Linked DNA regions of Mus musculus: region 1 is linked to region 2. The links are chromatin contacts, found by Hi-C in ENCODE. All regions are on one chromosome and are shown on one strand. The core of a region is the stretch at or near the end of the contact, and the rest is flanking DNA. Distances in the headings are between cores, read along the strand shown.

Region 1 (7,104 bases), core at 1,684-4,183, 270 kb after region 2:
CGGTGGACCAGACGGGACATGTCCGAGGACCGGATGTGGTCCAGGGGATGCCAGTATGCAGTTTTCCCTCCCTGCCACACCAAGCCTTGTGAACGCCAGTCTCGTTTCTTGGCTCCGGGCCAGAACTGGGTTCAAATTATGACTTGGCTCGTTTATGACGGTTGGGTGGTTCTGGGCTAATTCCTTCACCTGGACTTCAGCTTTCTCATTTGTACCACGCCGTATTAAATGGTATCTACCTCAGATAGTAATACCTCATAAATATTATTAAAAGTACTAAGACACATATCCTATAAGAAGAAACCACATTGTAGGAAAGTATAAGACACATATCCTATAAGAAGAAACCACAACCACTAGTATTGTTATTATGACTGGTATAATTTTTTGCCTCCTCCTTGCAGCCTTCGGTAACTCCCAGGCGGGGATCCATCTGTCTCTCCAGTGGGGTACCACCATTCCCTACCTGCTTTGTATTGTAATGAATACCTATACCAGTCTTTCCCATTCAGTGGTCTCCTCTTGGGGCAGATCCATGCCTCGTTGGTGTCTGTTCCTTTTCGTCAGTCACCTAGAAGTTCCTGAGTGTTTCCAAGAGCCAGCCCTTATACCCAGAGCTGGAGAGAGGCAGGAGGGAGATGAGATACGGCACTTGCCACCTGGCACTGGACTTAAAGAGTCCGAGTGACTCTTTAAGCTTGTAGGCTTAGTGGATGCTCCCAAGGACAGTTCTCCTCTGTGGTTGTGGTGGGCAGGGAGGCTGAAGCTGAGAGGGGACTTAGTGAGCAGCAAAGAGGGAGCACACAGGTGTGTCACAAATTCCTAATTGCTCTGGCCCCTGTGGGTGGGGACTGGGACAAGCCTTGTGTCTTAGTTACAGTTTCTTTTACTGTGATGAAACACCATGGCCAAAGCAACTTGGGGAGGAAAGGGTTTATTTGGCTTACATTTTTTTTTTTCATACCACAGTTCATCACTGAAGGAAATCAGGACAGGAACTCAAACAGAGCAGGATCCTGGAGGCAGGAGCTGATGCAGAGGCCATGGTGGGGTTGCTTGCTCCTCATGGCTTGCTTAGCCTGTTTTCTTATACAACCCAGGACCACCAGCCCAGTGATGGCACTACCCACAGTGGGCTGGGCCTTCCACTATCGATCACTAATTAAGCAAGTGCCCTACAGCTGGATCTTAATGTAGGGATTTTTCTCAATTGAGGCTTACTCCCCTTTGATGACTCTAGCTCTGTCGAGTTGACATAAAACTATTCAGCACACCTGGCAAGACAGAACCAGCCCCTCCTTCTGATCTTGGGTCAACCCCAGCACCTCATTCCGGAGCCATGCAAGGTAATGGATACCTGTACCCCAAACTTGAGAGGTTGAGGCAGGAGGATCAGGAGCCAAGGCAACCCTCAGCGACACAGTGTATTTGAGACTAGTCTGAAATACGTGAGACTGTGGGGGAGGGGGAGCTGGCTAATGTGATGCACACACCTCAAAGTACAGAACTCTGGAGTCAGAGGCAGGCTGATCTTGGAATTCCAGGTCAACCTGGTCTCCATAGTGACACATTCTAAGCCAGTCAGGGCTATATAGTGGGACCCTATCTAAATCCCTCCCCCACAAAAAATCAAAACCAAATCAAACCAAACCAAAACTCAAAAGCAAGCAAAACCCCAAACCATTAGAAAACAAAAACAATTAGAGAGAACATGAGAGAGAGAGAGAGAGAGAGAGGGAGAGAGAGAGAGCTTCAACCTCAAGACTCAGTCTTACACTTGAGTTCTACCCTTCAGCCTTTCAAGAGTAGCCTAAGGATCAAGATTCCTCTAAGATCAAGAAGCAGACTCCCTGGGAGTGAGTGACACCCAGCAAGTTGCTTCTCTGGACCCCAGTTTCCCCTTTGATAGCTTATGTTGCAATCTGTATAGCAACTAAGATAGTTCTGGGCTGGGGATGCTGGGCTGGGCGTAGGAGCACTAGATTGGCTCTTGGCCCACTTCTGCATCCCTGGGCAGGTGAGGAAGGAAAATAGCCGAGAAATCCACCTGTAGGCCTCTGGTGTTAGACAGGCTGCAGGGCCAGGCTCCAGGGCTGAAGGCTGAGTGGGGATTCTGTGCGGCTCTGGAAGAGCATGGTTTCATAGCCCTGGAGGCCACAGTATGTGTGTGTGTGTGTGTGTGTGTGTGTGTGTTGGAGGGGGGTGGCAAACTGTTCTTTTAGGCTCCCATTTGCACCCTAGCAGGGTCTAGTAGTTAACCTCCCAAGGCAGGGAGTGGGCAGGAAGGACCAAGGCAGCATGGGCTGAAGTGCATCTCCCTACCCAGGTCTAAAGAAAGCTTCCTTTCCTAGTCCTTGAACCCTAGTCTTGGACCTTGTTAAGGAAGACACTAATCCTAAAGGATAAGGAAGGACTCGCATCCCCTAAATAAAGAGGCCCCACCCCCAGGTCAGGCTAGGAGGGACAAGGCATTATCTCTCTGAGTTTAGGCATCTGTTGTAGTGGTCGGCGAACGTTTATGAGCCCCTCAGATTCCAGGACAAATGTATAGGAAGTAGAAGACAGGCCTTTAACTGGATGAATGAGTCCTGGGAAAAGAGGGCAAAGAGAAGGAGGTGGTGGCAATCTCTGACCAAGTAGGAGAGTCCCTGGCACAAGCCACTTCTCCCTTCCTCTTACCCCCTTGCCCCTGGAGATCCCCTGCCTCCTGGTGGGGCCCAGAGGGCAGGTTCAGGGAACTGCTCAGCCCGGGGTGGGTCACATAGGGCTTCAGAGATCGGCTTCCTTAGCTTTACACTGGGGCTGGCATTTTAAGCCTTTGCCCTGCCTGGGCCAGCCGGAGGGCAGAGGGCAAGGCCAATGGGGGCATGTTTTGGCAGGTAAACACAGCCTAAGTTGGAAGAGGCTAGGCCGGCATTTGTGCTGGGTTTACAATTGGCTCCTAGTTAGCCCGGATGGCTGGTCGCCGAGTGACTGAAGCCAGCCAGCATGTTTCCATTGGCCTGAGGTTCCTGGAGAGGAGTGGGGCAATCCTCCCCTTCCCTTTCACCTCTATTCCCCCTGGGGGCTGCAGGGAATGGCTTCTCCCTGGGTTCTTCCTTCTCTAACGAGAAGGGCTTCAGTGGAGGCTCACAGTTTCCTTTGCTTCCATCAGCCCGGGTTTGGGGCTGGCTGTGCTAGGCTTGGGCTGTGGCAGAGCTCTGGGGAGGAAAGGGCCTCTTCCCCAGAAAACTCTCAGATTGATGGATGACACATGCTCTACACCCCGGTGCCCCCACAAACTTGAAATCCACAATACAGGTTCCATGTGTCACCCACTGTCAGTTGAAAAAGCATAGTTAGTTTGCCTAGATGGTATATTTTATCCAAACCAGATGCAGGCTGCCTAACTAAACTATGACACAGTGCCTTCTTGTTACTGGTTGCAAGGGACATCCTGATTTCAGAGATGTGGGAGAATGTGAAAAATGTGTGTCAGAGAATCGAACTAAAGTTAAAAACATTTTCATCAGCGTCTCTCTTGTACACATTCCTCCCTCCCTGCAGCCAATGCTGTTTACTTAGAACACTTGACGTTATTAGACGTGCAGAGCCAGCAATGCGGTTCCTGGTACATGAGGAACTTGGTTCATTGAATGTCAACTCTTAAGCAAAATTATTTACGCATATACATCTGTGTTTGTGTCCGCATATGCATACATGCATGTGAGTGCTCTTGAAGACTGGAGCTGTCGCACTGCCTGACATAGGGAATGGGAACCAAGCTCTGGCCCTCGGGAAGAGCAGCACGTGCTCTTAATTGCTGAGCCTCCCCTTCGCGTATGGATTCATGGCTACCACAGTTTTTGGTACATAGATTTCATATGCACATGAAAGTCTGTTGGTGTGTTACTTGTTTTGTTTTTGTTGTTGTTGTTTTGTTTTTGAGACAGGGTTTCTCTGTGTTGCCCTGGCTGTCCTGGAACTCACTTTGTAGACCAGGCTGGCCTCGAACTTAGAAATCTGCCTGCCTCTGCCTCCCAAGTGCTTGGATTAAAGGCATGCGCCACCATGCCACCATGCCCGGCATGTTTTTTGTTTTTTGTTTTTTTTTTTTAAATCATCAACCTGACACAAACCGGAATAGCATAGGAAGAGGAAATTTCAGGTGAAGAATTACTTCCATTGGATCGGCTGTGCTTGTGTGTGTGTGTGTGTGTGTGTGTGTGTGTGAGAGAGAGAGAGAGAGAGAGAGAGAGAGAGGCTGTCTTACCTGTTTTACTTTTTATTGTTTGTTAGAGGCAGGGTCTCTTCATATATACATAGTCCTGTCCAGGAACTCAATCTGTAGATCAGGCTGGCCTCGAACTCAAGAGACCTGCCTGCCTCTGCTTCCCCAGTGCTGGGCTTAACAGTGTGCTCCACCACACCTGGCTGACACTGTCGTGTGTTTCCTCTATGGTTTCTGCTTCAGCCTCCAGCCTCCGCTCCTGGCCTCCCTGGAAGCGGAAATGGGTTTTCCTCCTCAGATTGCTTTTGGTCAAGGTGTCCATGCACAGCAAGAGAGAGCACACAGAGACTGAGCCAGTTGTGAGTTGAGTCTTGCATCGTTCTGAGATCTTTGAGAACTTGAAGGGTTGGAGGTAGAGGGGTCAGGCAAGGACGGGAGACAGCTTGGAAACTCCAAAATGTACGTAAAACCTGTGGACCTTTGGAGATGCTAGGAGGGGGTGTGTAGAAAGGCAGGTTTTGGCCTCAGTTGCTAGTTAATTAACCAGCGTTCACCTACACCTGTCAAATCACTGCCTCTGAGTCCCCGCCTTCAGTGCCCCAGGTCAGGCTGGCCTTTCCTGTGAAGAGCACCCAGGCTTGGCTGTTCGAGATGGAATGTCAGAGAGACATTGGTCCTGGCTGAGAGACAGGGCCTTTTTTCTGTGGATCAGCTTGAACAGTAGGTGGCCGTCCCTCCTTGCTCGTTGCTTAGACCCCTCTCCTTTGCTGATCATCCCGACACACTATTGGAGAGCCAGGCTCTATGGTGGGCCACTGGGGTAGCCCTGCCCTTAGATCTTTCTTACCTACACCAGCAGGGAACAAAAAAAAAAAAAAGGCCTAGAATTTATGCCTCATTATCCAGAGTACATAGGATATAACATTCTCTCTCTCTCTCTCTCTCTCTCTCTCTCTCTCTCTCTCTCTCTCTCCTCTCATATACTAGGGATTACATATTGGGCCTTACTTATGCTAGACAAATGCTCTACCACGGAGTTACAACCTCAGCCCCCTTTTTAAAAATATGCTTTTTATTTTGAGATAGGGTCTAAGTCATCTAGACTGACCTTGAATTTGCTCTATAGCTCAGGCAAGCCTTGAACTTTTGATCTTCCTGCCTTAGCCTCCTGAGTACCTGAGTTGACAGGCCTGTGTCACCAGGTCTGGCCTGGGCTTCTCTCTTGCCTGTGATCCATACTTCCCTGGTCAGACCCTAGCTTTGGAAGGATAACTCACTTGTCTCTAAGGATACTGTGTCAGGTCTGTAGTTCCTAACCTGTACTACATGCTATTGAGGAGCCAGATGCTGTGATGGACCATGGAGTGGCCCTGCCCTAAGGGCTCTTTCAGTTGGCTGTGCTAAATGTCCTTAGCATCTTCCTTTTGCTTCAGCTGCAGCCTCTCTAGCGGGAACAGACTGTGATACCCCCTGAAGGACTTGTGCTGTGTGGTAAACTCATAGTGAGGGCCTTGCTCCTCCAACCCCAGACTTACAACACTGGCTAACCTTGTGCCCCTCCACGCACATACCAGGCAGACTTATGCCTGTTTATTGTTCAACTGCAGACCCCAGGGGCCCAGGGCTCTCCAACACCCAGAACTGAATTGTCCCGTCCCTGGCTTTCCAAGAACAGGCTCCATCAAACACACACAGTTGTGAAACCACCCTGCTGGGCTCTCCAAGGGAGGAGGCCATTTGTGGGCTGAGTGGGCTGCCAAGGGTCAGGCCCTGGACCTGGGTGTGCAGGGAGTCAGAGCTCCGGGCAGTCACCGCCCTGTGACCTGGGGGTGGGGAGTCAGGCTGTCTTCTTGCTCTCCCGTTTCTTTCCTTCACTCTTAACTTTCTTCTCTAGAGAGAAACAGACCACAGAGCTACAGATAGAAAAGGCTCTGGGGTCGGTGTCCCAGTGCAGATGAGAATGTTGGTCTCTTGATGGATGGCATTAGGTCAAGTTTGGGAGCCTGCTGATCACAGACCCTGTTCAGTCACACAGGTTACTCAAGGCCTCACACTGCTGGTTGAGGAGGAGGTCTTTGGACTGAGCAGCACAGGCCTTCTGTGGCTGCTGTCACTTTGGACAGCAACATGGTCACCAGGAAGAAACAGGACCCTCTCCTCCCTGTTCATGGCTTATCCATTCTCTAGGCAGGCCTTGCCTTGGGGTTTTGACCTTGGCCTGTCCACAGGTCTTGTCTTCTTTGCTCAGCCTTGGGCCTTCAGAATAGCCCCATGCCTCCGACCATCAGCCCTGCTTTGGGACGGCTTCCCTTACCTAGTTCAGACACTCCCATCCACTGCCTTTGTCCACCCTTTCAGGACCACTAGGGGCTTTGTTGTAGACGGTGAGTTCTAGCTGCTTTATGTGTCCCCCTCAGTGAGAGAGCAGCCTCCTCCCCTTTCTAGGTGGTGTCCCCCAGCAGATGAGGAGCACCTTGAAGAGAGGGAAGGCTCTCTTGTCAGAATAGGCTGCTTTGGGATTGCACATCTTTCTTGAGGCTTCCCTCTGCACAGTGGAGGTACCCCAAACATTGCACTACAGAGGTGTACCCCACACAGGTGTATGTGTAGATTCTCAGTCAGGGTTTGGTCCTGATTGCCCCAGCTTTCTAGTTCTCTCCTGGTCAGTGACACCAGGTTTTCTGAGTGAGGTGGTTGGGGGAGAGGGAACTAGGGATGAGGGAGGGAGATTGGAATGGCAGGAAGTAGTGTGATACCTCACTAGGAGTCCAAGCAAGGTCTTGAAGGCCAGGCCCCCATGCCCCGCCTCCTTGAGCATCCTCTTGGATATGAGGGGGGTCTGTGTGGGGAAAGCAGCCTCTGAGCTGAGACTAGACACTGTGGTGAGGCTGGTC
Region 2 (7,247 bases), core at 4,446-6,945:
AAATAATTATTTACTTTATGTGTCTGTGGGGAGTCATGAAGCTGGCCTGGCCTGGCTGTTGTGCTGTATTCTCCAGAGAAGACTGCTCACATGGGTTTAAGCCAGTAGGAAGTCTTTTTTTTTTTTAAAGCGGGCCAGCAACCGAACTGGGTGTTTGGGGTCCCAGTATACCCCTGAGCCTTTCTTGGGATGAGATTTTAAGTACAAACACCATGTTCTGGATTGACATACCTCAGTTAACAAGAACAGTTAGCCAGAAGCAGAACTACAGAAGCTAAAAGGCAAGGTTAGAACATTTAGAGACTTTCCCAGTACTAGATGGACATTGATGGACTAGGCCTTTGTCTTAGTCTTAGCAGGTGGTGCTGTCTCCATGCTGAGTGTTAAAGCCTGAATGGTGCTTCCATCATAGAGTCAGTTGTGCTGTCGTCTCGGGGCCCTGTTACATAGCTGCCTTGAGAGGTTTTCCAGGTTAGATTTTATGGCTGCTAGACACAGTGTCCCTTTCAGTTCCTGAGAAACTAAGGCGCTCTCTCAGGCAGTGAAGCATTCACACGGCTTTGTGCTACTCTGTATGTTCCCTTAAAAGTTAAGGAAACATGGAAGCGTTGACGGGACAACTGGTCTTAGACATTAATCTTCTGTACTCTGTATAGCTTGTAAATGTCATTTGTCATTACATCCTGGCAACTACAACTGGATTGATCCTGGCAATTGCCTCTATATTCTTTTACTGATAGGGGTATAAAAAGTCTGATTGCTCTCAATAAAAAATTGCCTCAGCCTCAGTCTTGCTCCAACCGAGCCTGGTAGATTTCCTTGGCCAGCCTCTATCAGCTAACCTTGGCCAGGTAAGTAAGTGTGGATGCTCGCATATCTGTAGTGTGCCTGGATGTAGGCATGTGCACCGTGTGCATGTGGGTCCAAGAGGTTGAGAGAGGGTGATGGGTCCCCTTAAAATTGGAGTTATAGAGGTAATGAACGGCCATGTGGTGCTGAGGACTGGATCCTGTGCAAAAGCAATAAGTGGACCTCTGAGCCATCTCTGCGGTCCCTCACTGCTTCTCCTGTGAGAATACATCTTCACTGAGCTAAGGAAAAGCAATGTTCTGGCTGAGCCTTTCCTACATCCAATTTGGAATTCTACCTAAGTGTTGGGAATTGGACGCTTTGTCTCAATTCAGCTCCCAGAGGCCGCACTTCCAGATCTGAAAGTCCCGGCCCCTGGCCCCCAACCGGCTTCCACTGATAAAGAATTGCAGAACAGCCAATGGCTGGGCAAAAAGATTGAGGTGGGACTTCAAGATTGCTCAGGCATGGGACTGGGAGTGAGGAAAGGAAGAGAAGGGGAATCACCATGATTTGGAGGGAGGGAGCGGGATGAGGTGTAAGAGCTGCAGGAGAGACATCACCCAGCAACGTAGGTGGAAAGGGAAAGCAGCCTATGGAGGGGGGTGGGCTGCCCAGAAGGTAACAGGGCAGCAAAGATATAATATAGATTTAGAAGGTGTTGAGCCAGAAATTCCAGAAGGAAATGTGTGCTAGCTGTGGGGCTGCTACATTCTGTCTGGGGGCTTAGGGTGATGCTCGGTTACCGAGGTGACCTGAGTTTGAATCCCCAGCACCCACACCGAAGCTGGGTGTGGCTGGGCCCTGGCACTGGGGGGAAGCCAGAGATAGGAAGATCCCAGGAGCTCTCTGACCAGCCCGTCTAGACAACTGATAAGCTATGTCTAGCAAGCCCATGAAAATATCTCTCTTGTAATTTTGGAGGATCGAGTTTAATAATTTTCAAGAAAACAACCCCATTGCCTCTTAAATCCAGCTGGGCAGCTTTCTTCTTATTCCTTCAATGGGTAGAACCACTCCTAAACTTGCCATGGGATGTGTGAAATGCATAGACAACACTGGCGAGAGATTTTGTGATGGGTAGCCAAAGAAAATATCTTCCTTTTTAAAATGTCAATCCACTCACAGGTCTCTTGTGTACCTTCACCCATGGTCAAAGTCAATGTGAACACGGGACACGCTCCTCTATGGCTTACTGCTTCCCTTGAATAAAGCTACCTTTCTACTGCTGTAAGTCTGTGTGGTCCCTTATCTCAGTCCTGTGAACAAGAATCCAAGAACTGGGAAACATTCAGCCTAGATTCCTGTGGTTGTGTGTTCTCCAGACCCTGGAAGGGGAGAGGGATGGGGAGCAGGATCCTGGTCCAGCTGGGTTTGAGTGCTGAATGCTGGAGAGGCAGGAGAAGGGAGAAGACTCCTCAGGAGTCTTAGTGTTATGGCTCATTTAGGTTCCTTTTCTTTTTCTTTTTTTAAAGGATTTATTTATCTTATTTATACGAGTACACTGTTGCTGTCTTCAGGCACACCAGAAGAGGGCATCAGATCCCACTAAAGATGGTTGTGAGCCACCATGTGGTTGCTTGGAATGGAACTCAGGACCTCTGGGAGAGCAGTCAGGGCTCTTAACTGCTGAGCCACCTCTCCAGCTCCCTTTTCTTTTTAAAGATTTATTTATGTTATATATATATGAAGACTCTATCAGCATGTACTCCTGCATCCCAGAAGAGGGCATCAGAACTCATTATAGATGCCTGTGAGCTACCATGTGGTTGCTAGGAATTGAACCTAGGACCTCTGGAAGAGCAGACTACTGATCTTAACCGCTGAGCCATCTGTCCAGCCCCACTCTATTTTCTTAACGTATTTATTTTGTGTGTTTGTGTGCACATGTGTGAGTGTGTGTCTGTGCAGGGGCACATGTGACTCGGCATGTGTAGAGGTTAGAGAGCAACCTGTCAGAGCTGCTTTTCTCTTTCACCCAAGGCAGGCCTGGGGATTAAGCTTGGGTCCGCAGGCTTGAAAGTAGGTGACTTCATCCACTAAACCATCTGGCTAAATTTTCAACATTTCTGTAGCATTATCAGATGAAGAAGAGGAGGAAGAGGAAGAGGAAGAAGAGGGGGGAGGAGGAGGAGGAGGGAGAGGAGGAGGAGGAGGAAGAGGAAGAGGAAGAAGAGGGGGGAGGAGGAGGAGGAGGGAGAGGAGGAGGAGGAGGAAGAGGAAGAGGAAGAAGAGGGGGAGGAGGAGGAGGAGGGAGAGGAAGAGGAAGAAGAGGGGGAGGAGGAGGAGGAGGGAGAGGAGGAGGAGGAGGAGGAGGAAGAGGAAGAGGAAGAAGAGGGGGAGGAGGAGGAGGAGGGAGAGGAAGAGGAAGAAGAGGGGGAGGAGGAGGAGGAGGGAGAGGAGGAGGAGGAGGGAGAGGAAGAGGAAGAAGAGGGAGAGGAGGAGGAGGAGGGAGAGGAAGAGACTCCTGGCTTGGGTTAGAGAGATGGCTTACTGGCTGAGAACAGTTTGCTCTTGGGGAGGACCTGAGTTTAGTTCCCAGCACCCACATGGCAGCTTACCACTATCTGTAAGTAAAGTCCCGGAAGATCCAATTCCCTCTTCTGGCCTCTGCAGGTAATGCATCAATGTGTTGAACAGACACACACATAAAATATATGCAAGCAACACACACACACACACACACACACACACACACACACACACACACACGCATAAAATAAAAACAAATGAGTTTTTGTTTGTTTGGTTGGTTGATTTTTCGAGACAGGGTTTCTCTGTGTAGCTCTGATTGTCCTAGAACTCACTCTATAGACCTGGCTGGCCTCAAATTTAGAGAGCCACCTGTCTCTGTGTTCCATGTGCTAGGATCAAAGGTGTGAGCCACCACGGCCTGGCTAAAAACAAATTAAGTTTTTAAAAAGGAAAATAAATGTAGGCCGGGTGTGGTGGCACACGCCTTTAATTCCAGCACTTGGGAGGCAGAGGCAGGCAGATTTCTGAGTTTGAGGCCAGCCTGGTCTACAGAGTGAGTTCCAGGACAGCCAGGGTTACACAGAGAAACCCTGTCTCAAAAAACCAAATAAATAAATAAATGTAGAGCTTTTTATTGAGACCCAAGGGGAATCTTCACAATTACCTATGGAAGTACTTCTCTTCAGGGAGATCTTCATGTGAGTGGATATTGTGTATCCATGCCTCATCAATAAAGAAAAATGTTCTTCCCCTTGGAGGGGTTTAAGCCATGAATAAGAATTTGAATTCTCAGCCGGGTGTGGTGGCGCACGCCTTTAATCCCAGCACTTGGGAAGCAGAGGCTGGCGAATTTCTGAGTTCAAGGCTAGCCTGGTCTACAGAGTGAGTTCCAGGACAGCCAGGGCTACACAGAGAAACCCTGTCTTGAAAAACAAAAAACAACAAAAAAAAAGATTTTGAATTCATTTCTCTCCCTGTACCTTCTGTCTCTGTTGTCTAATATGTCATTTATCTGTGTACTGTGTGTATGATTAATAAGGGATATATATATATCAGAAAACATGGCATGTGAAAGGAATAAGGACTTTCTTCTAGAAATATTTTTAAATAAATTTAAACAGATTGAATACACAGTAGGGAAACAAGACAGGTACATAATTTTAAATGTCTCAAATCTTTAATTTGGTTTCAAGGTCTTCAGTTTCTGAAGGCAAATATTTTGGGGGGAAAAAAACCCAAACTATTCCCACAACACTGAACACTCTCATGAAGTCAGTACCAATATACACCTTGCAAACATAAAGCTAAAATGAAACTAATCTCATCGCGCTGCTAAAATTGGTGGGTCAGGGTCCGAACCAACATCTATCTGGATAACCAAAAGTTTCCGTTCTTCCCATCACTCTGAAATATTTAGGAATGACTAAGCAAAGCACGTGACCTGAACACTTTTTTTTTAAAGTTTATATGTATGTGTGTGCAGGTGCTTACAGAGACCAAGAAGGCCTTGGATCCCTGGAGCTGGAGCCTTCTTACACGGGTGCTGGAAATCAAATCCAGGTCCTGTGCAAGAGCAGGAAGCACTCTTCTTAATCTTTGAGCCACAGCTTTAGACATAAACATTTTAAGGCCTTGACATAAACATTTTAAATTATACAAATTTCACAATACTTGGGTTGGTATTATCATCTCAATCGAAAAAAAAAAAAGCCAAAAAAAAAAAAAACAAAAAACAAAAAACCAAGGCTCAAGTAAGTTGGATACTTTCAAGATCTTGTAGCCTTAGGATACAGGAATAGCCTTTTGTCCTCAAGCATTCCTCAGCGTGGCAGGCATGTTTGGATTTCCAGCTCTTTAAACGCTGTGCATTTGTCAACTAGTATGCAATAGGTAAGCGAGAGCGAGCGCTCCACGTGCCAGGGTCTTAATGAATTTGCACAAGGACAGGACTGGGTGGGTCACTGCGCAAGCCAAAAGACAGAAACGTGCGCAAACACCATCGCGCTCCCGGGACAGCTCCCCGAGGCAGAGCTGTACGCACGCGCAGAGGCTGGCACGCGTTAGAGCATCCTTACCCCCATGGGCGAAAATAACCAAAAACTGCGAACAGCACCCGTTAACAGGTCTTCCTGCCTCTAGAGGGCCCTAGCATCGTGGCGCAGCACCCTGACCTGGCAGCGCGTCCTTTCTCACCCACAAACACTTGAGATATTAAAACAGCTCAAAGGCGCTTAGGTTTCCAAGTGCGGGAGACAGGAGGGTGAACGTAAGTACCAGGATCTAGAAACTGGCCTGCCCCGGGGACAGCGACTTCCTCTCCAGCCCCGGAAGTACCTCAAGAATGGGCGGGCTCTAGCTCGAAGCGGAAGCAAGGGGCGGTCCCGCCTAGGGGGCGGGGATTCAGCGGGGGACTCAGTCCCCGAGCCTTGTCACTCTTGGCTTCCGCCCGGGTGAGGTGTCTATGGAGGGGCTCCTGGCCCAGCTGTGTGGCACGGACGCGGCGCGGCCGCTCCCGCTGTGGGAAGGGGACACGACGGGCCACTGCTTCACCCAGCTGGTGCTCAGCGCCCTTCCCCACGCGCTCCTCGCCGTCCTCAGTGCCTGCCACTTGGGCACCCCAAGGTGAGACTGCAACGAGGCACCAACTCACATCGCTCCCAGATGTCCCTGGGATTGCGAGGTCTCTGTAGGGCAGAAGCAGAATAAAAGCTGACTGTTCGCACTCAGTTGAGCAAGCCACCTACCTTCTCGGAGTCTCCGCAGTTTTGAGCGGGTTCAATGACACAAGGCGTTTAAACACCGAGTGCGGCGCCTGTCATATCCTTAAAGTTGCCAATGCATCTCTCTTGCAGAGTTTTAAATGTCCTAGTGGAGCTGCCATGAATTGGAGGCAAACTTAGATAAACGTTTTAGCAAAAAAAAAAAAAAAAAAAAAAAAAAAGGATGCTTGTATAGGGCCAGTGGCACGCCACTTCCATCCAGCAAGCCCTGCTATCCCTAGGCTAAAAGCCCATGTAGACTCTGCTGGAGAGAAGCTGTAGGAAGAAGAGTAACGAAATCAAAATCTTAGAACTAACTTGGCTTTGTGTTGTGAGGTGTTGGTGCTACACTCGCCTTGATTTTATATTTAGTTCTTGGATGGCCAAGTTAAGTCCTTCTGTCCCTTTTGCAGAATGAAGCAAAAGCCTAGAAGAGGTTAGTACAGACACCCACAGCAAGCCTGCTCAGGTCAGGCATGTGAAGCCTTTAATCCCAACTCTTGGGAGACAGAGGCAGGTGGATGGATGCCTGTGAGTCCAAGGCCAGCCTGGTCTACAAAGTGAGTTCCAGGCCAGGCAGGGCTAATAAGAGAGCGCCTGTCAAAAAAAAAAAAAAAAAAAAAAAGGGGTGGTCTAGTCTAAGCTTTTCTAGAGGCAGAGGGATCTCAGCTTGGGCCACATGAGAGGGAACAAAAGGAACTAAAGTGTCTAGTTTATAGATAAACATTTTTTAGGACTGCAAAGAGCTTAACAGACTCAGTTGAGTTGTTTTGTGTTGTTGAAATAGGGTGTCATTCTGTATGCCCGGCCTAGAACTCAAGGAGATCTGCCTGCTCCTGCCTTCTAAGTACTGGGATTAAAGAAATATGGCTCCAGCCTCACCCTCTGCTTTTTTGATCAGTTGGTTGATTGATTTTGCCCAACTGTATGACTGTGCACCACTTGGGTGCAATGCCTGAGGAGGCCAGAGGGGAGGGCATCAGATCCCCTGGAATTGGAGTTTCAGACAGCCATGAGCTGCCATGTGAGTGCTGGGAACTGAACCCTTGGTCCTCTGTAAGAGCAGCCAGTGCTCTTAACTGCCCGGCTGTCTCTCTAGCCCCAATTTCATTCTTTTTAAAAATACTGGAAGAGTTTTATGCATAAGAGTGTTCGACAGCAATT

The links. A loop is a pair of places that touch in the nucleus more often than their neighbours do.
Region 1: a loop to region 2 is called in a map of gastrocnemius, with 3 times the contacts of the local background. The contact joins the enhancer-like site here to the promoter of Abcc10 in region 2. A Hi-C loop is called at or near these places in 1 of 37 maps with a recorded cell type or tissue (gastrocnemius).

Annotation. Positions count from the first base shown.
Region 1 is chr17:46,052,340-46,059,443 of GRCm38, reverse strand. No RefSeq gene overlaps it. Among named protein-coding and RNA genes, the nearest start is that of Vegfa, 24 kb to the right of the region's middle. Within about 2 kb of position 2,933, at least 1 of the 3 ENCODE cell types and tissues checked has a DNase peak (open chromatin) inside an H3K27ac peak, as active enhancers do; it is gastrocnemius, where a contact is called at or near this core.
Region 2 is chr17:46,326,471-46,333,717 of GRCm38, reverse strand. It overlaps Abcc10 (ATP-binding cassette, sub-family C (CFTR/MRP), member 10), which reads left to right and starts at 5,695. Exons shown (of 21, transcript NM_170680.2): 1 at 5,695-5,946. The coding sequence starts at 5,786.